2 separate regions of the Mus musculus genome follow, and region 2 is linked to region 1. Evidence: chromatin loops called from intact Hi-C (ENCODE). Cell type or tissue: heart. All regions are shown on one strand. Links, peaks and the distances in the headings refer to the core of each region. The heading gives the core; the rest is flanking DNA.

What was found. Hi-C counts contacts between places; a loop is a spot of excess contacts. Peaks named below come from ENCODE experiments on the same cell type or tissue, not always from the same donor. Only the 100,000 strongest peaks of a DNase experiment are listed, where the experiment ranks them.
Region 2: a loop joins it to region 1, with 4 times the contacts of the local background. A loop is called at or near these places in 13 of 42 quality-filtered maps.

Annotation. Positions count from the first base shown.
Region 1 is chr15:28,155,779-28,163,778 of GRCm38, forward strand. It overlaps a transcript of Dnah5 not described here. Among named protein-coding and RNA genes, the nearest start is that of Dnah5, 44 kb to the right of the region's middle. In heart, for the core only: no CTCF peak of the experiment used is centred there; a DNase peak (open chromatin) is centred at 3,293; H3K4me3 peaks cover 1,353 bases; H3K27ac peaks cover 2,701 bases.
Region 2 is chr15:28,017,491-28,033,218 of GRCm38, forward strand. Trio (triple functional domain (PTPRF interacting)) reads right to left here and starts at 8,358. Exons shown (of 57, transcript NM_001081302.1): 1 at 7,850-8,358. The coding sequence starts at 8,006. In heart, for the core only: a CTCF peak has its summit at 6,999; DNase peaks (open chromatin) are centred at 4,561, 6,921, 7,651 and 8,631; H3K4me3 peaks cover 4,056 bases; H3K27ac peaks cover 2,444 bases.

The DNA.
Region 1 (8,000 bases), core at 1-8,000:
GGGATCCAACTTAGGGCTCTGTGCATGCATGCAGGCGAGATCTCTCCCAGCGAACTGAATCTTAGCTCTACTCCTTCCTCTCAGTGACCATTGCAGAGTAATAATAGCATCTAGATAAATTGTATGAGACTCCAAGGAAGATTGCATATGTGTGTATTTATAGTATATATGTTTCATTTAACCATAACATCTGCAGCTACATTACTATAAAAATCTATGTTAATCCATAAAATATGTGGTTTGTTATGGTTTAATAAATGTGAATGCATGCTTAATGAAGAATGGTATATATCTAAGTTCACCTACTTGGGCATTTTCTTCTCTGTAAAATTCTTGATTTATTTTAGTTGACACAATTGTCCATATTTGTCAGGCACAAATGTAAGGTAAGTACTTTACCCCTGAGTCACGGTCCCAGACTAACAGAAAGCATTGTAATAGTAGCTATTGTGGAGTGGCTAAATGAAGCTAAGTGAAGGACACATTTTCTCAGATGAGTATCTTTTCTTGGTTAAGAGAACACAAAGTCTGTTCCTATCAGGTTTCCTGAATACAATGCATTGTTACAAACTCAAGTCATCAACTTGCAGAATAGATGTCTTAACCTTACTATTACATTTAATTGGAATTTTCTACCCTTCCTTTGACCTCTCTCCAAACTCTTGTGAGTTGCTGCCTCCAGAGGATTCTACCCATTCAACATTTTAGATTCTGCCCGAGAAATGTCGCAGAATTTCTCTGTAAATATTTAATACCTTGTTTAAAAGCTGCTGTTTTGTATTGTGAGCATCTCATTATGGGAAGCATGTTAATATTGTTATTGTATAATTTATATATCATAAATACCTAGCATTTATAATAAGTCTATTTCAGCAAAAGTGAATGCTTGGTTCATTATAATTTTTTCAGTGACCCTCTGATTTTCATCAAAATCTGTCAAAGCAAATAGAGACCCTGAAGTGGCAAATGAGGCAAACCCTGGAAACCACAAATGACTCGACTTAAATTTACATGCTGTGAGACCACAAATGCTTTCCAAGTGTTATCTTGTAAGGATGTGTGGCACACACTCCTGTTAGCTTCATCCTGAACTCTTCTGCACTGACAATTGCTTGCTTCAAAATTTCGCTGCTACATCCTTTGCCTCTAATTTTCTCTTGGTGTGAATCTGTGAAGCTAGAGGAGTTAAAATGATCAGGTGTGCTGTTTTAGGTTTGGGTGGTGCTGGGATCTGATCAAGGCCCTTGCACATTCTAGGACTCTTCCAGCCGAGCTACGTTGTCAACCCTTGGGTTTTGTTGCTTCTGGTTTTGGTTTTGTTCTTTGGAGGTGTGTCTTACTGTGTAACCCAGGTTACCCTCAGACTCTTTTTCGTCCTGTCTCAACCTTCAGACAAGAACCTCCATGCACCGCAAATGTTTCTTGTTCAACAGCATAACAAAAAAGCTAACTTGATATGTGTCTTTTTACCTATCAAGTTTGTAAGCCCTCCAGCTTCCAAAACATTGTTGAAAACTATGTTTATGGGCTGCTAAGAAGGCTCTGGGGTGAAGGCACTTAGCACCATGCTTGAAGACCTGAGTTCAAGTTTTCAGGACTCACATGGTGGAAGAAGAGAACCAATTTCTCAAAGTTCTCCTCTGACCTCCACATATGCACTTTGACATGTGTGCACATGCATTCACGGAATAGACAAAAACAAACAAAGAGATGTAATAAAAAGTTAAACTGTATCTTTACAAATTAATGGTGAAAAAATAGGTTTTTAAAGGGATATATTTCTATGAGTACATACAGAATGCAAAAGTAAAAGCATACAACAAAGTACTGCTATCATTTCTAGCTAGTAACTTTAAACAGGATTTTATTTTTTCTTTATTTAAAAACTTCCTTTAATTGCCAGCTGAAGTGGCTCATACCTTTAATCCCTGAAATCAGGAGGCAGAGACAGGTGGAGCTCTTTGAGTTTGAAGCCTTCTTGGTTTACATAGTGAGTTCTAGGACAGCCAGGGCTATGTAGAGAAACCCTGCCTTTTTTCCCCCTGTAATAAATTCATGTATATACAGTTTTGTATCTAGAAAAGGTACATAGGATAATGTTTTTAGGTTGATTGAATATACCAATAATATTTCTACACTGAAGAAAACATATCTGTGATCTCGGTGTTTAGGAAGGAGGCAAGCCGGGCGGTGGTGGCGCACGCCTTTAATCCCAGCACTTGGGAAGCAGAGGCAGGTGGATTTCTGAGTTCGAGGCCAGCCTGGTCTACAAAGTGAGTTCCAGGACAGCCAGGGCTACACAGAGAAACCCTGTCTCAAAAAAACCCAAAAAACAAACAAACAAACAAAGGAAAGGAGGCAAAAGGGGTTTAAGTTTTCAGCCAGCTCGGGCTACATCAGGAATCTTTGTCTTAAAAAACAAAAACAAATAAGAAACATAATATCCCTTCTAGAAATTTACATCCTATGGGAGTATCCTGTGGTAATTACATGATGGATCATATCTTTGTAAATACTTTCTATAATTCTTTGTCTCCCCAGCCAAGCAAGCAGCTTCTAGTTTATGTAAGTCATTGGTGGGAAAGGTTTGCAGGTCAGCGAGAAGAACGGAGAGAGAAACAGAAGCAGGACTCAGTTGTTTTGTGGTAACACCACACAACATCATTCCCTCAGTGCTACTCCGTGTTAGCATTGACCCTAAGCCAAGGTTGACAGGGACAAGATTTTTGGCAGCTCTGGAGAATTATCATCAATACTGCAAAAGGTGTGTTTCTGTGGTTATAGACACTGAAGTAAAAATATAATGCATACGGTGTCATGTTGCTGAAAACTGACCTCATAGAACTTAACCTTCCCTAGGGAGGGCAGAACTCCCGTCTCCCTCATGTCTGGGTAATGGGACTCATGAAGCTGGTCTCAGAATCAGAGAGAAGATCCTGCAAACATAGCTATTTCTAAGAACCGCATCTTTCTTGGCTGCTTTAAGACTCCAGGCGGAAGCTCACCTGTTACATTTTCCCATTTTGTCATGCTTAGCTCTTTCCTGGCTCGGGGCCACCGGGGAGTGTATTTATACCTCTATGCTGTTTGCATTTGGCTTTGTCTTGTGGCCTTCAACAAACAGGTTAAAAAAAAAAAAAAGAGTGGAACGGCTCTAGGTTACTTTATTTAGGAATGAAAGCCAGCGGCTGAACTCGAGCGTAAATCATCTGCCAAGGATATTTTTATCTCCCGGATTGCTTCATCTCCAGGGAACCAGCCTGGAGAGCTGGGTGGCTCCCTTTGTCTGCTCCATCCAGGGCAAGCCCGTCCCCCCAGCCCCGCCCCACCTGTGCTCGGAAGGCCGAGGAGCTGGCTGGCTGGGTGTTTTTCTTTTGCTTTCACTTCTCTCTAGAGAAAATACTTAGAAAGTGAGGCTGGAAGTATTAACTACACTTGAGCAGTTCGGTTCAATTCAGCAAACACTTGTGAAGTGCCGACTGTGTTTAAAGTACAACGGCTCATTCTGCGGAAGAGTCCTTCTCTCCTTCAGTGTCTTAGTAATCTCCCCATTCCTGTCGTCTCCCTTTCTCTTTTTTTCCTCTCCCTCCCTCCATTTTCCCCGCCCTCCCTCGCTCCCTCCTACTCCTCCCACTTCTTTCTGTCCCTTCCCCTCCTTTCAGTCCCTTCCTTTCCCTGCCCTCTCTCCTCTACCCTCTGTCCCCTTCCTTCTCTCCCTCTCTCCCTCTCTTCTCCCTCCTTCACTCTGTCCTTTCCTTCCCATTTTGCTTTTGTCATTTTATTTTTCCTCTTTCCCTTTCTCTCTCCTTCCTCCATTTCTTTGCCTCTTTCCTCTTTTCCTTCATATAGATTGCCTTCTCTCTCTCTCTCTCTCTCTCTCTCTCTCTCTCTCTCTCTCTCTCTGTGTGTGTGTGTGTGTGTACAGCAAGTAGGATTACTTTGCATGCGCATGTTTGCACAGCCAGAGACTGTCTCTTTGTGGTGTTTCTGTAGTTTTAATTTGCATGTGAGTATTGGCCATAGTCTGTCTTTCTGTCTCTTTCTCTCTCTCCCTGTCTCTTCTTCTCTCCCTCCCAGCCCCCTGTGTGTGCACACGCATAGATTTACTTTGCATGTTTGTATATTGGCCAGAGCCTGCCCTCCCCCACCTCTTTCTCTATGGAAGTTTACTTTGTGTGTATGTGTACTGGCTGTGTGTGTGTGTGTGTATGTGTGTGTGCACATACATGCGTGTGCATGCACACAAGTGTGTGTGTGCAGATTTACTTTGCATGTTTGTATATTGGCCAGAGCCTGCCCTCCCCCACCTCTTTCTCTATGGAAGTTTACTTTGTGTGTATGTGTACTGGCTGTGTGTGTGTGTGTATGTGTGTGTGTGCAGATTTACTTTGCATGCACATGCATTGGCTGCCATGGAGGGAGGTCTTTCTTCTATCAGTCTCTAACTTATATTTTGTGACTGGGTTTCTCAAGGAGCGGTGGTTCAGGTCGGCCAGCGGGTCTGAGAGCCTCCAGGCTCTTGCTGCCTCTTCCTGCTGCTGCTGGGTTTGGGTTTATGGGTGTGAGCCTCTGCACTTCAGCTTTCCATGGGTACTGAGGTCTGAATTCACATCCCTAGCTTGTGCAGCCAGCCCTTTCCCCGTTGACTCACGCCTGCAGCCTGCCCACATTCTTATAAGCCCTTGTCCCAAGTTTCTATCATAACTCTAGTGCTCCTCAGATGCTTGCTCTGAAATGAATGGCATTTTACTTCATTTTTCTTTTAAACAAATAACAAGCAGTTATGGAGCCTGATTGCTGTTTATGACTGACTTACAGTGAGACCGTCTTCAGGAGATGGGATACTGGTGTGGTATTTGTTAAACTCCATGTGATACATCTGCCCAGAGTTAGTACTCTACATTGGCTTAGTAGTGAAAGCTGTAGGTGAGAGCTACCCCAGACTGGGCATTATGATAAAATTCCCACAGGCCAGCATTTCTGCCCTGAGATCAAACATGAAGGATCAGTTCTTTTGATGCGGCTTCCAGGTGGGGCCAGTAGAGTGAGACTGGGGAACGTGGGCTGAGTCTTCGGATAGCATCTACCACAGGATGTGGTCCTGGACTTTTGAACATAGGAACAAAATTAAAAATCTTCCTCTTGGAAATCTGTGGGCTTAGTGGGTCATTTCTGAGCATCCCGTTCTGGACTGGGATGCCCACTGACTGTTCATTTCGAAACACAAAGCAAGGCCTACCTCTGAGAAGGAAACCATTGTTGACTGGAGAGTCTCCTCCAGGAGGGCCAACTCAGGAACTGTCCAGAGACTGGAGATCACCAAAGAACAGACAGCGACCTCTGTGTGCTACGCTGACAGTGGTGAGGACAGTCCCGAGGACCGGTCCTCGCCTATAGCCAGCAGTGGATCAGAAGGAGGCTGAGAGCTGAGCAGTCCGGCCAGAAAACATGGCCTCATGAGGAGCTGAAGCCCAGTGGAGACAAGAGGAGGGCCCTCTGGAGAGAGGCAGCAGGTGAAGCTGCAGCAGTGGCTAAGGATCTGACAGGGCTTCGAAGAACATCAGTGAGGGGAGGGAAAGAGGCCCAAATCCTGCAGTAAGTAAGCAGTACTTTCTACTTAGAACAAAGACGTCAGTACTGTAGTCAACAAGCAGATGCTAACAAGACTGTATCAGATCCCCACTGTATAATCCAGGCCAACTCACTCCCGTCGTGGCACTCACAGGTTGAAGTCTCAGCCCTCTGGTACCCCAAGACGCAATTGTGTTTGGACATGGTGTCTTTTGAGAAAGAGCTCAAATGAGGCTGTAAGCGGGAGCCCCGGTCCTATCTGATTGCTCACCTTTGCAAACAGAGATGATGAGAACATGGGCATACACAGCCAGAGGGAAGGGTCGACCACATGAGGTCCTAGTGTGAAAACAGTCGTCTGTATGCTGAAGGGAGAGGCCTCAAATAAACTACCCTGCACACACCTTTGATCCTGCAGCTCCAGGTTTTAAAATCCATGGGAAGATTAGCGTCTATGTTATATAGCTCAAGGCACCTCTTTTGGTAGGAAAAGGAATGAAAATTGCCATGTTGATAAACTTAGCTGTAGCCAAACTGCTGTTATTTGGCGATAAAGAGCCCCCGGGGTAGGGCTGTCTCTATGTTGCTTGGATCTCAGAATAGCTCTGTGGTTTATCACTCTCAGCCTTCTCTCCCCTCTGCCCTCTCTGTATTTGGCAATAAAGACCTTTAATTAGCTTGCTCAGAGCTCACCAGAGTAAGCTGCCTGTCACTGGTCTCTCCTTTGTCTTCTGTGTGGCCTGGTGTTCCTCTGGGTCCTCCATTCTTCCCCTTATAGATAAGGGTGGCTGGGTCAGCCCAGCTAGCCCAGACCTAGACTGGTAGACAGTAACAGATATTTAAACAAATGGTTAGGCAGAAATGTTAGGGGCATTCTGTGCCGGGGTTGCCGCTCTGCAGTAGAGGCTTGTTTAGAATACACAAGGCTCAGTCCCAAATTTCCTCCCTACCCATAGAAAGAGAGTATTTACTTTCAATAAATAAAAGCAACCCACCTGGAGCTCTGGTTATCCTTGTGACAGAGTAGATCAAACACAAACTGGCAGTTGTCTTATTACCTCCTGTTACTGAATGCCAGCTAAGTGGTCTTGGCTTAGGGAGTCTTCCATGTAGCACCTGGAGGCTGGGGTATCGAGCAGCCTAGCATCTGGGCTTTCCCACCATCCATAGAGCTTAATGTAGTGTCTTTGCAGGGGGTGTTTTGGGCTCCTTACAACAGGGTGGCTTTAGGCGGAGGCAGCTCTCAAGGTGGTTGAAAGCTACAAAAAGTGATCTACAGAGTAAAGGTGGCAGCTTAGTCACTTTTGTGACCTGGCCATGAAAGTTACTTCCAGTCTACCCTATTGGTCAAAGCAGTGGCAGGCTCCCTGTCTTAGTCACTGTTCTATTCCTGTGAAGTGACACCATGACAGAGGAAACTCTTGTACAAGAAAACATTTAGTTGAGGCTGGCTTCCAGTTTCAGAGGAGTTAGTTCATTATCGTCATGGTGGGAAGCAGACAGTCATGGCTCTGGAGACAATGGGGGAGGGGGGGTTGGTGGTGGGGTGGGGAGGTGGGGGCAGGGTGGTGGTGGTGGAGCAGGGCTTGGGCTTTTGAAATCTCCAAGCCTACTATCAACGACAAATCTCCAAACCAGGTCGCACCTCCCAATCCTTGTCAAAAAGTTCATCACCTGGGGGCTAAGCATGCAACCACGTGACCCTGTGGGAGTCATTCTTACTCACAAACGTCACTGTAACTCTCAAGCAGGGATGGGTGGCAGTTTACCTTCCAGCCTAGTTTGCTTCCCGGTCCCATCTCTCAAGCCTGAAGTACCCCCTCCCTCACCCCCCCCACTCCATCTCAATGGGAGGGATATGTGGGATGAGACGAGTTTGGAGGTCTTTGTAACCCCAACATTACGGAATGAGCATGGGAACGAGGATCAGTGTTAGCAGTCATCTCTCGGATAAACTTTCATCTGCCACTAGTCCTTACCCACTGTTGTGGTTAGGGTTCTATTGCCTTGAAGAGACACCTTGACCATGGCAAACTCTTGTAAAGAAAAACATTTAGCTGGGATAGTCTTACAGTTCAGAGGTTTGCTACATTGTTGTCATGGTGAGAAGCATGGCAGTGTGCAGGCAGACATGGTGCTGGAGCAGGAACTGAGAGTTCTATACCCAGATCAGCAGTCATCACAAAGGGTAAATCACATTAGGACTGGCTTGAACATCTGAGACGTCACAGCCCAGCTTCTAGCGATACACCTCCTTCAACAAAAGCACACACAGCCCAACAAAGCCTCCCTTCCTAAGAGTGACAATCCCTTTGTGCCTGCTGGGGCCATTTTTTTTTTTTTTAATTCAAACTGCCACACCCACCAGCATGTTGCTCACAGGAAAGGAGGACTCTGAGTATTCAAGTCAACCTGAGTGATGACCATGA
Region 2 (15,728 bases), core at 3,729-11,728, 130 kb before region 1:
ATGGTTCAGGATCAAAAGGGAAATGATGTATCCAAATCCACAGAGGCAGACAAAACAAACAGGGAAATGGCAACAACTCGCAAATCAGAGAAAGCCTTCTTCTCTGCAGAGTATGAGTTCTGACCTCTCAAATTAGTTTCTTCCCCTTCCAAGTAAATGTATCTTTACATGCATTTAACAATGAAGACACAGCCGACTAAATACCCTGAAAAGGCAAAAGTAACAGCGAAGCTACAATTCAAAGAAGCTCATCCTGACCGCCCTTTGTATTACCCTTGGTTACTTTGAAATAAAAGACTTAACGTAATAATGGTTCAAAAGTAACACCCAAGCCGGGCAGTGGCGGTGCACACCTTTAATCCCAGCACTTGGAAGGCAGAGGCAGGCAGATTTCTGAGTTCCTGGCCAGCCAGGTCTACAGAGTGAGTTCCAGAACAGCCAGGGCTACACAGAGAAACCCTGTCTAGAAAAAAAACAAAAAACAAAAAACAAAAAACAAAACAACAAAAAAAAGGAATCCCCAATTTCAGACTAAAATACCCACCCAATTCTGTTCTTTTATTCGTCAATACACTATCAACTCTGAGGAGATCAGATCAACTGAGTCTCGTAAAACCGCATCCCAAATGTAGAAGAGCCCAAAACAAATGCCTAACACTTGTCTTACTAAAAGGAAAAGGAACAAATGACCTTCCCACCACCACCACAATCTCTCAATATCATCTGCTTGTACAGAGCATGAAAAACAGCAAAGGAGGGGGCAGAGAGAACAAAACAGAAACACAGACAAGCCAGGACGCCCATGGCCACTTAGGAAAACCACTGCTTGAAAAGATGCTCCCCAGCCCTCTGGCTTGTTCTTTCCCTAAGTAAGGAAGAAAGCCCTAGGACTCGTTACAATATATTACAAGGTAATGGCATAAGGAATCCCTTACCTGGCTAGCTCCATTGGGCCCTGCTCTGCCTCTCCTGCCAACACTGCATTCATAGCCACAGACATTTCCCAGCACTTTCACCCAGTCCAGACAGCCAAAGACACGGGAGCAATACGTCAGTCAAGACTTCCCCATGGTCTGCAACAGATGTGAGTCAAGTAAACCAAGCCAGCCATACTCCTCCCTTGGCAATGTGGGGCTACTTGTGTTATTTGTGTAAAAGTAGTATGCGATATAATTAGGTAGAAAGAGACACAGAAACTAAATTACAGAGCCCAAACCAACACAGGGAAACACTTGCTGTATCCTAGAACCTTTCAGTCAACTTTTACTTGGTACTACACTGTGGAATTATAGCTTTGACCATCAACACCCAAGAATCTATGTCTTACATTTCAAATGACAGTCCAGACTCTACAGGATGCGGTATACAGTGAGGCCCCTTTACTTGCCCAACAGAGGTTGGGAAAATAAAGGGAACAGGTATTTTTATAAGAGAGACCTGGGGCACAAGAAGCTGACAGAGACATCTGCAACCCAGAACCACACCACATGCTGAAGAGGAGATCTGAGTTTTAAAGAGAGAGAGACATCTTACATGGGACCTGGCAAATCACAGCACCAAGTGGCCAGTGAATGAGAATACTAACAAACAGCCAGCTTTTCTTGGAGGGCAGGGCTGGTGTTAATGGCTCTTATGCAGTATTCAGAATAATAGGTATGTTTGGGGAGTCACTTTCTCTGTCTCTTTGTCTGTGTCTCTCTCTCTCTGCCTCTCTCTCTCTCTCTCTCTCTCTCTCTCTCTCACACACACACACACACACACAGACACACACAGAAGGGGGACTCATCTGGGGTTCCCTCTCTTCATGAACAGTGACAATCTATGTAATCCAGTATCCCCAAAACCAGAATTACTAAGAAGAGCTCCATTTTGCTAAAAATCTTGTGGATTTCCACCATCCATCTTTCCCTTCTCCTCATCAGAATATGAGACAAGTCGATACAAAGAGGATGATCTGCAAACAGGAAGACAGGAACAGCCCATCTCCAAATCCCTAGAAAGCTTGTTCAATGCCAGAAGTACAGAGGCACTGCAGTAAAAGTCACGAGAGCGGGAAAACTCAGAGCAGCAGCAATCAGAGCTGCCAGTGTTGCAATACTGGTGAGTCGTGCTTCAAGCCACCAATCTTACCTCTTACTTACATACCAGATGGCTTCCCGCAAGGCACACTTCTCATGGGAACCCAGGAAGGAACTTTTATTTTCGGAGAAAAAAACCAAATTGGGTGATATATCTAGTACATCACACTTGTCTATAGGTGACTTTGTAATCCCCTCCCAAGAGGATCTTAGACAAGGAGCTAGGAAGCTAAAAGTCAAGTACATTTGTCAACAAAAGATCTTTGGCCTGCAGAGCACATGTGGCCCTCAGACTAAACACTCCACAGGGGGCAAAGTCTCTGGAGAGAGACAATTCCAGAGGTCACCCTCTTCCTGCAGCTCTGCTCACTGCAGCCCAAGTGAACATCTCTCACCAGCTCTGTGACAAGCAATATAAACTTTCCCAAGAAAGCAGGCGGCTCCTTATTTGGATCTTAAGGGGCTTCCTTAGGTGGATAAAGAATAGAAAGGGGAAATTATGAAGTCAAAACACAGTTATGAAGGAAATTTAATGTGTCTACTATTGACTAAGAATTGCAAATGAACATTTACAGATTAACCATAAATGTTCAGAGGGAGATTTCCCATAAACAAGGAGGTCTTGCGTGTAAGGCCTAATCACATCACAACCTTGGGACAGCCTATTAGAGATACTGGTCTCTTTAAGCCAGCAGGGAGCTGAAGTATAGAAGGGGTTTGGTGGAGAGTTAGGTAAGGCAAAGTTACTTTAAAGGAAGGAGAATCTAACACCAGAAATCAGGAAAACTCAGGGACAGAAAGCAGAGGTGACAGCCACACACCCACACCTGTAGGGCCTTCCCCCACAGCCTTAGGCTGCTTTTTATCAATTCAGAGACACAGGCAGGGACTAAGCCAAAATGTGATAAAGCAGCCAGCTCTGCAGTGGTCACAGAAAAGCTCCTCATGGCCATTCCTGTGCCACTCCTTTGGTGACAGCTCCTCCTCTGAGAACTCTGAAAAGAAAGAAGAGCACTCTGGGAGGGAGCCAGGGTCTTGCTCCAGCTGTGGACCTCTCCTGGCCGCTGCATCTGATTCAATAAAGTGAAGATGCAAAGCACACCTGTCCTCCAGGCAGATGGCTCGGCCCCTGCCAGCTCACCAAAGGACAAGAGAAGCAGGAATGAGGGAAAGGACACCCAGGCAGGAAAGACATTCCACAGGAATTCAGAGAAGTGCCACTCAAATGCTTTCTTCCTTCAGTGTCCGAGCAGGACCTGTCTTCCTGCCGTCCTGTCAAGATAACACGCTCAAGGTAACCCTGGCCACGCCACTGTAGAGCTGATGAAGGATTGGAAGGTCACCGTTACTGCTTTTTATCGTCTAACACAGCTCGCTCCTATCAACATAAGTGATTTTTCTAGGTAAGTGTGGCTATTGATTAAGAATATGACTTCCCTCTGGAATCCTGCCAAGAATATGAGATTAAAATTTTATTTTCTTCGGCGCAGGAATAAAGTAAACAAAGTAAGTATCAGCTATGGCTCATTTAAGTCGATAACTTCAAACGTTACCTCTTGCTTTCCAGTATCCAAATCCATCATCATAACATTTAAAAAGTCTTTTTTAAAAGTACCTTAATTGTATTTTGTTAATCATACCTTTTTTTAAAAAATCACAATTAATACGCCTTTCACTTTGAACATCACCACAGACTTCATTTTAAAATCTTGGCGAAAAGTTCAGAGAGTTAAAAGAGCATGGGGGGGGGGGGGGAAATCAAGTAACATCCCACCTCAGTGAGTGAGTTTGCAATGTCTTGATGGAAGACTCCTTACTTTCCTCTGAAACAGCTTAGCTAGCCGTGACACCTAAAAAGGAGCGACCAACACACACTAGCACAGAGCATCCCCACTCCCCTGCCCCCAAGCTTTCCTCCTCAAAACACTCAGGGTACCAGGGACCTTCTTGAGAACACAATCTCTGTTTAGTACGTGAATGACCACAGCTTCCAAGCCTCAGAACTCGAATCTGACGCCCGCCACTTCCTCGGTACTAAGAGAATAAATATCAAGAAAAGCTTCCTCATCCTCCATATGAAAACCATCGCATCAACGCATAAAAAAAGCTTGCATGCTGCTCCCTCCCAAGGTGACACACTCACGTTGTCCTCCCTCGGTAAGCGTCGTCCTCCCTCGGTAAGCGAGGAGCTGCAGAGGCACCCAGAATGAGACTTACTAAGAAAGAAACCCCAGCGTGGTGGCCTCAGAAGAACCACAAACCTTTGTTCTCCACACGCATTCATTTAACGCCAACCAAAGCATGCCAGGCAGGTTAAAAATAATGCATTTATGTAAGTGCCCCCCCCCTCCCCAGCCTGTGCACACAGTCTTGCAAGGTTAAATACGGAGCTCTGAAAGAATGATTTACTGCCACAAGGACAGGGACCCAAAATAGATTGGCAATAAAAGTGATTGGTCCCAGGGGCGGTGAGAACTAATGTAAGCAACATCCTGGCCATGAGAGGCATCCAGGAAGGAGCACCGGTGTCCTATCAGACTTCTCAGCCCTGATCCCATCCCTACCCAGCTGCACTCTGGGAGAAAGTCACAGGAGCTCCCTGTAAGTCTGACTCCCTATCTGAAAAAAAAAAAAAAAAAAAAAGCTGGTCCAGCTCCAGTCTGTGACAGCTCTTTGTTTTGGTTTAGTTTTGAAATTTTCCTCATCTTTTTTTTTTCAGTGTCCCATTCTGAACAAAGAAAGGTGAAGTTCAAATTCCACTGACAAACAACAACAAAACCAAAAACCCTGATGGCTGCCTACTCAACCCACTTCAGCACCAGTCAGCTTGCCACTGTAGACCAAGCCTAAGTATAGTTGGTCAGGATTGCCAAAATGAACAAGGAACTTCCTTTAGTAGAGTGTTTAGCAGAGAAGGCCACAGCAGCAGAAGAGGGGAGAGCCTTAGTGGGACAGGTGTTGGGTGACTTAGTCCCCTTTTCTGTTTATTCCTTTCTTGCTTCTTTACTAAGCTTGTGCCTCTCTCTCTCTCTCTCTCTCTCTCTCTCTCTCTCTCTCTCTCTCTCTCTCTCGGAGCCATAGACTAAAACTGGTACCCATGGTTGGATGAAAAGGAAACTATGCCCTGGGACTTCAAGAGAGCTGAAAAAACAATGTGTGGGTACCCACAGTTCTGAAGGAACTAAACCTACAGAAAGAAGCACTCCCCAAGGGCAATCTCCTCCATGCTCGGGGTAGACATCCAGTCCCCAGCACCCACCCACCTGAATGCAGGCAGGTGGCAGCCTCTCTGCTGAACACACACCTCCACCGATGGGGTGGGGGAAGTGACACAGTAGCTCATTCTATTTTTGAGCTTCTCTGTTAAAAAGTTCTGTTTGAGCTGATAGCTTGTCCCTTCCATCCAACCATGGGTACCAGTTTTCAGTCTATGGCTACAAAAATAAAGCTTAATAAAGAAGCAAGAAAGGGATAAACAGAAGAGGGGACCAAATAACTACAGCTACAGGACTGAGAAGGAAAAGGTAAGCAATAGAACGTGCCCTGAGGACCAGGCTCAGGGACCTTGGAGAAGGTGCCTTGCCTCCCAGTCAACAGGGACGGATTTTCCCTGTCTGCACATCCTGAAGACAGAAGAGATGGATCTGACAACTCCTCCTTATTCACAGTCAATCAAATCTTTCCAGGAGGGCTCCTACCTGAACTGATCTCTTTCCAGGAGGTCTCCAACCAAGGCCACCCTTAAAACCATGATGTCTATGCTTCAAACTGACCAGCCCCTAGGTATCCTCTGCTAGACACACCAGCCTACATGCCAACCACTGAGATCTGGGGCAAGGATTCAGAGTGGAGGGTGAAATGAAATTCTAAAGGGGGATGGGACAACTCTGAAACCAACTGAAAATCTGCGCTGGCTCCTTCAAGTCACTTTGGAGGTGGAATAAAGGAAACAAGGCAGTAAGCGGCTTTACCTGATCAGGAACTCTAAAACGAACGAGCTACCCAGGACTACGAACAGTAAGAGCAGAGCCCAGAGTGAAGAGAGGCAATCAAGACCAGCATGTCTTTGGAGAATCTTGGAAACAAGTCATTCCTGAACTGTGCATTAAGCCATAAGGGGAAAAAAAAAATCCACCTCTAGGACGCAAGAACATTGGGAAGATGAATTCTGCACAAAACCATTTAGTCTGTGACAGGTGATGGAAAAAAAGAAAGAATGGTGGCTTTGGGCCATGCCTCCAGCCAGTCACACACTAAAAAATAAATAATACATTGTTAAAAACCGTTAAAGCTTTCATTTGAAGGAGTTCATGTCTTTCTAAACCTCAGCTTTCTACAAGGCCCTCACCGGAGAGGGAGAGCTGGAAAGAGCACACTAAACCCAAGTTGACACAGTCGAGACGGAACGTGTCACTTCTCTTCATAACCAATCGGTTAAGACGAATCAAAAATAACCCTGCCAGACAAAGATCAAGAAGACAGAACTAAACCAGGTGTCTAACGGCCCAGAAGTTATCTGCCTCGCCCAAGGCTGGTCGCTTCAATTGCTAGCTCCTAATGACCTGGACTGCGGCCCTGATCTCTTCCAGTTTGGGACCTGACTTTGAAAGAGGCCACTGAGACCCTGAGCTGTCAGCCTCCCGCGCTCACCCCGGTGCAGGCCGCTCACCAGACCCCGAGGCTCTCCGTCCTCCCGGAGGCGGGCAAACAGCCTCCCCGCGCCCTCCCTGGCCCGCCCGTCCGTCCGGATCCTGACCTGGGCCGCCCTCTCTGGCTCTCCAGCGCGGAGTCTGCATCCTCACTCCCAAGCCTGGCCGGCCAGGGACTGCTCTCCGAACTGCAGGCCCCCGGCCGCCGCTGCCCTCCGCCGCCTCCCGGACGCGCAAGCAAACCGGACTGCACGCAGGGACGCGCGGACGCGAGCCGGGCTCGCGCGGGATCTGGGCCGGGCCGGGCTTGGAGGAGGCGCCGTTACCGGGGTCCCCGGGACGCCCCGTCACGCCCCCTGCGCAGCACACCAGCGCCCCTCCCGCCCGCCGGGCTCCGGGCTAGCCTCCTCCTCGGCCACCTCCGGCTCGCCAGAGCGGACCCTAAACTGCCCCTCACTGCCTCCAGGTCCACGCCACCCACGCAGTGCCCGCCAGCCCTGGTCCCACGCCTCTCCCAAGGGCCACCACGGTCCCAGATGTCCTTCCCGGGCCTCCCCCAGAAACAATGGCTCGACCCGACCGCCGCCTCAGCTCGGCCACCGTCCTCGGTTCCTGGGCTGAGGTGCGATGGCTGCCCCGTTTCACAGAACCGTACACCAAGGCTGGATGACAGGCTAGAGCCCCGAGTCGGGACACTCGCTGATAATGGGGTTGGTGGTCCAGCTACCAGCGGCCCAAAAGCTATTACAGGGCAGAGCTGCTGTCCCCGGTCCCGGTGAGCTCGTCCTCCGGGACACCGGCCTCCGCCCACGCCGTCCCCGCCGCCGCCTCCTCGGCCCTCCAGCAAGAGACAAAGAGCCGGCGCCCCTACCCGCGGGGCCGTGGCCGCTGAAACGGGAGGCCGAGGGGTGTCTAGCCTGGCACGAGGGGCGAGCGCCGGGAAAGCGAGTGAAGGCGCCCGGGACGAGCCGCAGCACAAGGGCGGCGTGGGTAACCTGACACGCCGGCGTGGATCGCAGAGCCCCGATGCGGCGACAGGGACGAGAGCGCGCAGGGCTATACCGGGCCGGAGATCCGGGCGCGCCGGGCCGGCCGAGCGCGCGGGGCAACCGCGGTACTCACCGGATCGGAAGAAGGCCGCGATGTCGGCTAGGTCCTTGGCGGCCTCCTCGGCGCCCTCGCCGGCGCCGCCCCCGCAGCCGGAGCCCGCCGCGCTGGCCGCTGCCGCGGGGCCGGAGGACGCGGCCGGGGCGGTGGCACCGCCGCTGCTGCCGCTCATGGCTTCGGCGGCGGACGAGCCCGCCTCGGGCCCCGCGCCCCTAGCTCCGCGCACCCAGCCGCCTGCGCCTGGCCTGGCGGCGCCGAGCACCCAGCTGCCCGCGCCCGGCGCGCGGACGCACAGCCCCGGGGCGGCGGGCGGCGGCGGCTCGGCCCGAGGAGCGCGCCCACATAGACGAGGACACCGCCCGGGAGCCGCGAGCCTGGCGCGGAGCGGGCGCGCGGAGCCACGGCCTCGGCGTGGCCGGCCGGGGCACGGGCAGCGGCGCGGACACGCGAGGGCGGGGGCCGGGGCTGCGAAGCTCCGCGATCACGAACGCCGGCGGCAGCAGCGAGCCTCCATCTTGCTTTCCGACGGGGAAGGAAGGAGGGGGAGGGAGAAATCACGGCCGAGGGAGCCCGGGTGAAAGGAAAGGGAGAGCAGGGAAAGGAGAGGAAGGAAAAAGAGGGGCTTCGGGAATTTCCGGAGAGCTTCGTTAGCGGCCGGAGCGTGGGCTCGGCTGGTGGGCGGGGCCTTTTGTGGGCGGGTCCTGGAGGGGCGGAGCCGCGCCTGGGAGCCCGGAGGGCGAAATGGAGTGGCTGAGAGAGAACGTGGAGCGGGCCAGGTCTCCTCCTCCAGGGCTGCTCCAAACCTGGGAGGAGCAGGAACAAGTGTGACCGAGCCACACTGGCCTTCCAGGACGGGCACTGCGCCCCCTGCCAGGACTCTCGCGCCTGCACTGCAAGCGGTCCTAGCGCTGGAGCGTTTTCATTATTATTTATGTCACCCGCGGGGCCGAGCGACCAGGATATGGAGCTGGTGTGGCCTTCGCAGGCACAGCGCTGTCACTGGCATGTAGAAGGGGCGGGATAATTGTTGAATGAGCAGAGAGGCAGTGAAAACAGATTATCTGCTCTAGTCTACCGTCTCCTTGTATGTAAAAAGCAGGCGCGAGAGAGGGGGTGCTTGCGGGGAATCCCCATCTCCCAAGTGTGCTGGGTCCTCAGGCTACCCAGATGTAGTGGGAAGATGATGGAGGCAGGGGAGACCAGAGGAAAGGGACTTTTAAAGAAAATGTACGTTAAATCAGATGTGTGGAATATCAAATTCTGCTTTATGTCACGGCTGCAAGATGAGTGCAGTGAAGGAATGGGCGCCGGGTAATTGAGAATCACATGCAGGAGAAAACAGATCAACAAATTCCATCAAACTACACCCCGCACCTATGTTTAACGGGAGAACGATGATTAAGTGACCACCAGATCTTTTCCCCTTGGCAGTCTCAGACAAGCAAGGGAAAAGGGCTAGAAGGCTTGGTTTCGGTCAGGATGAAGTTTGAAGACACCCATAGGAATTTGTGTTCACCTTGCAATAGGTGTGTGTAAAGATCTACAGCTGTGTGCTTATATTTTGGACCGCATGATAGTACATATGCCTGTATTTTCTTGCTCTGTCAATTAATTGGCCCTGGAAACACCTAGCGTTTTGATGACTGTCTCTCTGCCTCTCATGTGTGCCTGCACGCACTATCGACATTTGTGTTTTGGGTCTGTGTTTATATGAATACAAGAGGTAGGTACCCAGTGTCTAACTCAGTCATCCACTTCTCACCTTAGTTTTTTTGGAGCAGAGTCTCTCACTGAATCTGGAGTTCCTTGGTTAGTTAGACAGTTGACTAGCAATACATAAAGATCCTCCCATCTCTGCCTCCCTAGTGCCCAAGCTGCAGTAAAAAGCTGGAATACCGAGGAACTGAATTCAGGTTCCCATGCTTGCAGAGTAAGTATTTTACCACAGATGGAGCGTTTCTATGGTTCTCAGATCTTGTTTTTAATACTTTCCTCCAATTAAAGGAATTCAGGCTCTTTGGGAAAATGGGTGATTCTGGTAGTGGGGCAGGAAGTATTTAACATGAGCACCCTGTTGTGCCAGAAGGTAAGGAAATGACTTCCCAAGGGGGGGGGGGGGAAGCAGCACAGAAAAAGATTACCCAGGACACAAAGGAAACAGTCGAAAGAGCTCTTCATGGCCCAAGCCAGAACAATTTCAGAAAGACAACATAGCACTGTTTGATTACAAGCAAAAAAAATAAATAAATATTTTTGAGTCCATACTGATGTAAAGGAATAAGCAAATGGGGTAGAAGTGACAAAGGCAGAAGTACAAGTAACTTAGGTAGAGATTGTCCCGAGTGAGACAGAGCAGAACTCCCCTCTCGCAGGGTACAGGCTGCACACTACCTTCCAAAGAGAACAAAACTGGTAAGGAACTTTCTAACAGAGAAACCATTACTCTGCCCCAGCCCGTTGATCAAGGTGAACTTAAGAATCAGTAAGTCACCTTGACACTGTGTTCTAGATATAATAAAAGTGGCAGTGTTCCTCCCTGTGCCTCCCCTCCAAAACTCCAAGCTCCAAATGAAGATAACAGCATCCTATGAATGAGGCACTTCCTATAAATTACCTCACCAGCACTCTCCCAGACTTTCAAGGTCAGCAAAAATAAGAAAAGGCAAACAGATAGTTGTAGAATGCTGCGAGAACCATGGGATGGTGTTAGAACTCAGTGCAGTGTGGTGGTTTGCTCGTGTTGTTTTGTTCTGTGACAGGTTTTCCATCCATGGCCCAAGCTGGCCTTGAACTCTCCATTCTCTTACATGGGCCTCCCAAGTACGTTTACTAGATGTGTAAGTACAAACAAATCAGTTGTGTGCCACCACATTTGGCTCAGTGTAGTGGTCTTGATGGGTCTCAAAAGAACTCCTGAGATTTAAACTGAGTAAATCTGAATAGCGTGTTGGGGTATTAGTCAATAACACCAAATCCATAGTAAGCGAGAAACTAGACCTGGGGTTCATGGGAGCTCTCTCCACAACTTCTTAGTAAATGTCTATCTCATTTTAAGATTAAAAAGTATATTTAAAGCTTACTTTTAATCAGATGAGCAGCCTCTTACAAAAGTAATTCAAGTCAGCAAGTCCACAATCTCACAGCTCTTCAACTCAGGTGTGTTGACGATGCTTCTCTTAATTCATATCGATAACTTCTTTCTCTCTTTACATAGCTCCCAGAGGCTTCCGAGTGAAAAATATAGATAACGTACCCGATCCTTGAACATGAAGAACCATGCTGGCATATCTGTTCCTGTAACCTGGACATCCTGCCTAGATGGTTGGCATTGTTGAGGCCAGATTGTAGACATTGCTGAGGCTACATTGTGGGCATTGCTGAGGCTGGTCCTTACTGTGTGCCTTACCCACTCATGGGAACTTGGGTCGGCTGGCAGCCATCAGGGGAAATACTCAGCTGCTCACTGTGGTGCTCAGTCCCAACCCAAACCCAGAGTCTTAGATCCTCAAGACCTCCTGACACAGGCTTTCTTAGAGGCTCACTTTAAGACTTAACGCTACCCATCTCTACCCGCAAACCCCATGAAACAATATTTATCCTTTTTGAACTCCAGTATTTTTTCATTTATTCTTCTTTGTCTATTAGCTTCGGTGTAGCCTTTCTATTCTTAAAGAGAATGGCTTTTAGTATCCAACAAACTTCTCTTTTTCAGTTCTCCCTCCCAGAGATTCTAAAAGCGTCTCTTAAAATTCAAAGCCAGTGCCAACATTTTTCTTTGTATCCTTCCCATAATAATTCCCACCTTGGGCTGGTATATAAAACTGTGGAGAGAAGTTTAAACGTTGAGGGAAAATGAAGATGTTTTGAATGAGAAGGATATATTAGATGGTCTCATGCTGACTGACAGCTTGTTGGTGCTGAACCTAGGAAGTGACAGATGGGGAAGGCTAACTCCCTTTGGAAGGTTCCTGGGTGGGTCAGATTCAGGGTTCTGGGAGATGGTCTTAAGAGAAATGCAAGGGAGTCACATTACTGCTCCGGGCCTTGGGGCTTGGAATGGGCAGGGAATGACTGGGGTGTATTTGGCAAGAAAAGATCTCTATTCTAGGAATAGAAATTCTGCCCAATTCTTCTATCTCAGGTACTCCGACCAAGAAAGGAATGAGAGAGAATTTTTGTGTGAGTATGGTACACACATGCAGGCTGTCCCTGACATCTGAGCATGTGCAGGGAGATCTAAACAGGGTTTCACGACAGCTGCTGTTGATCCTACCCAACCTTCAAAATCCGGCTCCAGTTTCATCTGCTTTCATGAAGCTCCTACATGACTCAAGTTGATCTCTCCCTGCTCTGAGTTGCCCATCAGTCATTTGGGTACTTAATCGTGTGCCACGTTCTATGATTTCCAAGATTCGTCTTCAACGTCTTGCCTAGGAGATGAAGTAATTCTTTGCAATTGGCATGCAGATGCCAGTGTGCTTCTTGTGTACCTGGAGTTATATGAGGCCTGAAGACAGGAGACAAAATGCACAACATGAGCTGTGGTAGACAGTGCAACAGCCACAGAGACAGTGCTGTTCTCCTTGGTGGACATCAAGCCCCGCTAAAAACCTGTGTTTCCCAACTCTGGTGTTCATGTAACTGGGTACTGATCCCCATGAGCTACAAGCAGAAAAGGGCAGATTTATCATCTGTGTGCTCTTTGTCCTTTGAGTCCAACCTTTAGGAACACCAGCATACTGACGAAGGGGCCACAGTGAGACTATGAAGCAGAGCATATGGTGCAAGAAAATGACTGGTTGTAAGACAAGAAAATAAAGACCCTGCCACGGTCACATGGCTGATATGTCTGGTGTTAAACTGTATGCCACCCAGCCTCCTCTTCCTTACTAGGCCAATCAGTTCATATATGGGTGTGGGTGCATGTATGTTGCGCTATGCACACACGTGTATGAAGTTCAGAAGTCCACGTTGGTTGTCTTCATTGACCTATCACCCCCACCACACATTTGCAGTGTAGTCTCTCACTGAACCTGGAGGTCACTGATTCAGCCAGACCAGCTGCCCAGTAAGCTCCAGATATCCTCCTGTGTCCACTTCCCCGGTGCTGGGATCAGCAGTACAAAATCACCATGTAAGTGGCTTAAAAAAAAAAAAAGATTTATTTATTATTGTATGTAAGTACACTGTAGCTGTCTTCAGACATAGCAGTAGAGGGCATCCTATCTCATTACAGACAGTTGTGAGTTACCATGTGGTTGCTGGGATTTGAACTCAGGACCCCTGGAAGAGTAGTCAGTGCTCTTAACCACTGAGCCATCTCTCCAGCCCCGTCCCCCTTTTTATGTAGGTGCTAGAGATCTGAACTCAGGCTCTCATGATTGTGTAGCCAGCATTGCTGACTGAGCCTCTCCTATGGGCCCATGCTCCTATGGGTCCCTTATTGATGTTTCTCACGTATTTTTTTTTCCCACCAAGGGAACTCTTCGAGGTGAGTGAAAAAGCAGGAGACAGTTACTTCCTTGAGAGTCTGGGAGGTGACTGCAAGAAGCCATCGAACAGCAAACATGTCTTTGAATTGGAAAGTCTTTTCTTCTAAACGAAGGTGAAATGTTTTCTTCTTCTCATTCATTTGCATGTATTTTAATATAAATATTATGTCTTAACTTGTATCCTAGTTGATATGGGTACAGCTATATATCTCCCACTCCCCCCCCTCCCCCAAAGTATGCTAAACTCATAACTCTGAATACCTTACAATGCAACTCTATTTAGAAATAAGGCCATGACAGATGTGATTATTCAAGTTTGGGGTCATGCTCAAGTGATATTCTTGTAAGAGGGTGGCCTGCTGAGGGCAAACTTGGAGAATGCCAAAAGCTATTGGCAAATCAACAAATCAACGAAGAGCCTAGCAAGGGTTTTTCTATTGGTTTCAGAAAGATCCTTGCCCTGCCCAAGTATGATTCAGACTTGTAGACTAAAGAAGTCTGAGATCTCTAGAAGCCTGGGGTGATAAACTTCTATCGTTAAAGTCTCCTGGTTCATAGTACTTCACAGTCGTGGTAACCCCAGAAAATTGATACATAGGCCACTACACATATCTAGTATTTTGGGGTTATTTGGAGTGACTCTGCTATTTTAGGAACAGAGTCATCTTGTGGATAGTATTTGTTGGATGACTATGACATCCAAAAATAAATAAATAAATAAATAAAAAGAAAGAAAGAAAGAAAGAAAGAAAGAAAGAAAGAAAGGAACAAAAGAATGTAGGAAATTCAACTTAACAAGTGGCTATAGGAATAGATGTGAATGAAAACACGTTGTGGAAACCTCCAGTTGGTACAACTGTTGGCCACAGTGTAGAACCTGGATTCTTCTGCTCTTTGCTACTATAACCTGATACTTACTCTTGGCTTTCTTGTGAGCGAAAGGGGATTGCTTTGCTCACAGTTTTAAAGGTCTAGAATCTGGATCGGATAGTCCCATTAGTCTGGGCTCTGGTGAGGCACCCTGGCTACATGATATTGCAGTGGATGGGGTCATAACTTGAGCCTGTGTGAGAAGAAGAAGACAGGGATCCCAGGAAGGTAACTACGTTGATCTCTTATGGAACCCTCTCCAAAGATCTAGCCTGGGTCCCGTGAGAACTATACTAACTTACAACTGCTGTGCCTGGTGACCTAGTTATTTTGCACTAGTGCATGTCTCTTAAAGGTTCCATCCGACCTCTCAGTACTGGGAACCAGCTTCCAACACATGGACCTTTAAGGAACATATCCCAACTGCATCCAAATTGTTCATAGCTACAAATCTGAATTCAGAGGTATAGACCACCATGGGCCTCTAGACTTGCCTAGTTCACCAAGGGTGTGAACCCAGAGAGTGAGTGCTCACAATGTACAGGCATGGGTGGATCCATGGCTCTCCAGTTGGTGCCGAGCCAGATTAAGGAACATGAGCGAAGAGGTGCTAACCTTCAGAACCTTGGCCTCTCCATATGCAAGAGTCATGCTAAGTCAGTTCAGCAAAACAACCAGATAAATCTGCATTCTTAGACTTCTCTGGTTGGGGGGGACCATAAAGCTACAAAGCTGGAAAGGCCCAAGGTAGAGACCAGCCTGCACTGCTCTGCATCTCCCTTCAAAAATATGGAGACCCAAAAATCGCTCATTGACTCTCAAGATTGTTTGATAAATGTTTTTAATACCATTGTTCTTTCCAGCATTTGAAATACCTCTGAATATACAAAGCCAGCAGAAGAGGGGGTTAGGAGCAATGAAGCTGGGGAAGCTGGGTAGACAGAGCCAAATAGGAGGTAGATGGTGAAGTAGACAGAGAGAAAGATGTACATATGTGTACTATGGTTAGTCTCAATTATGAACTTGAGGAGATCTAGAATCATCTCGGGGGACAAGCCTCTGGGCATGCCTGTGGGAGATCTGGGTGCATTCATTCATCACTCTGCTCCTGGGCTGCAGTTGCAATGTGACCCACGGTCTCCAGTTCCTGCTGCTGTGATTTTCCTACCTCAATTGATAACTTCCAACTGTGACCCAAATGATCCTTAATGTTTGTTAAGTTGCTTTTGCCAGGGCACTTTATCACAGCAATGGGTAAAGTCACCAAGACAGCATGTGCATGTGTATATGTGTGTACCTGTGCCACTGCCTGGCTGCCTTTGGGCTATTAACTGATGGAAGACTCGGTCTAGTAGCAGAGAAAAAGCAACAATACCAGAATGGAAAGATAAAAGGAGCTTCAGCTCTGGAATGTGCTTAACCTTGGATCTTGCTGAGTTTTGTTATTACTGTTATATAAATGAGAACAGTATTATATACATTTATATAAACTATTATATTAATGAGCATTAGAAGGCTCATTCTTTGTATTT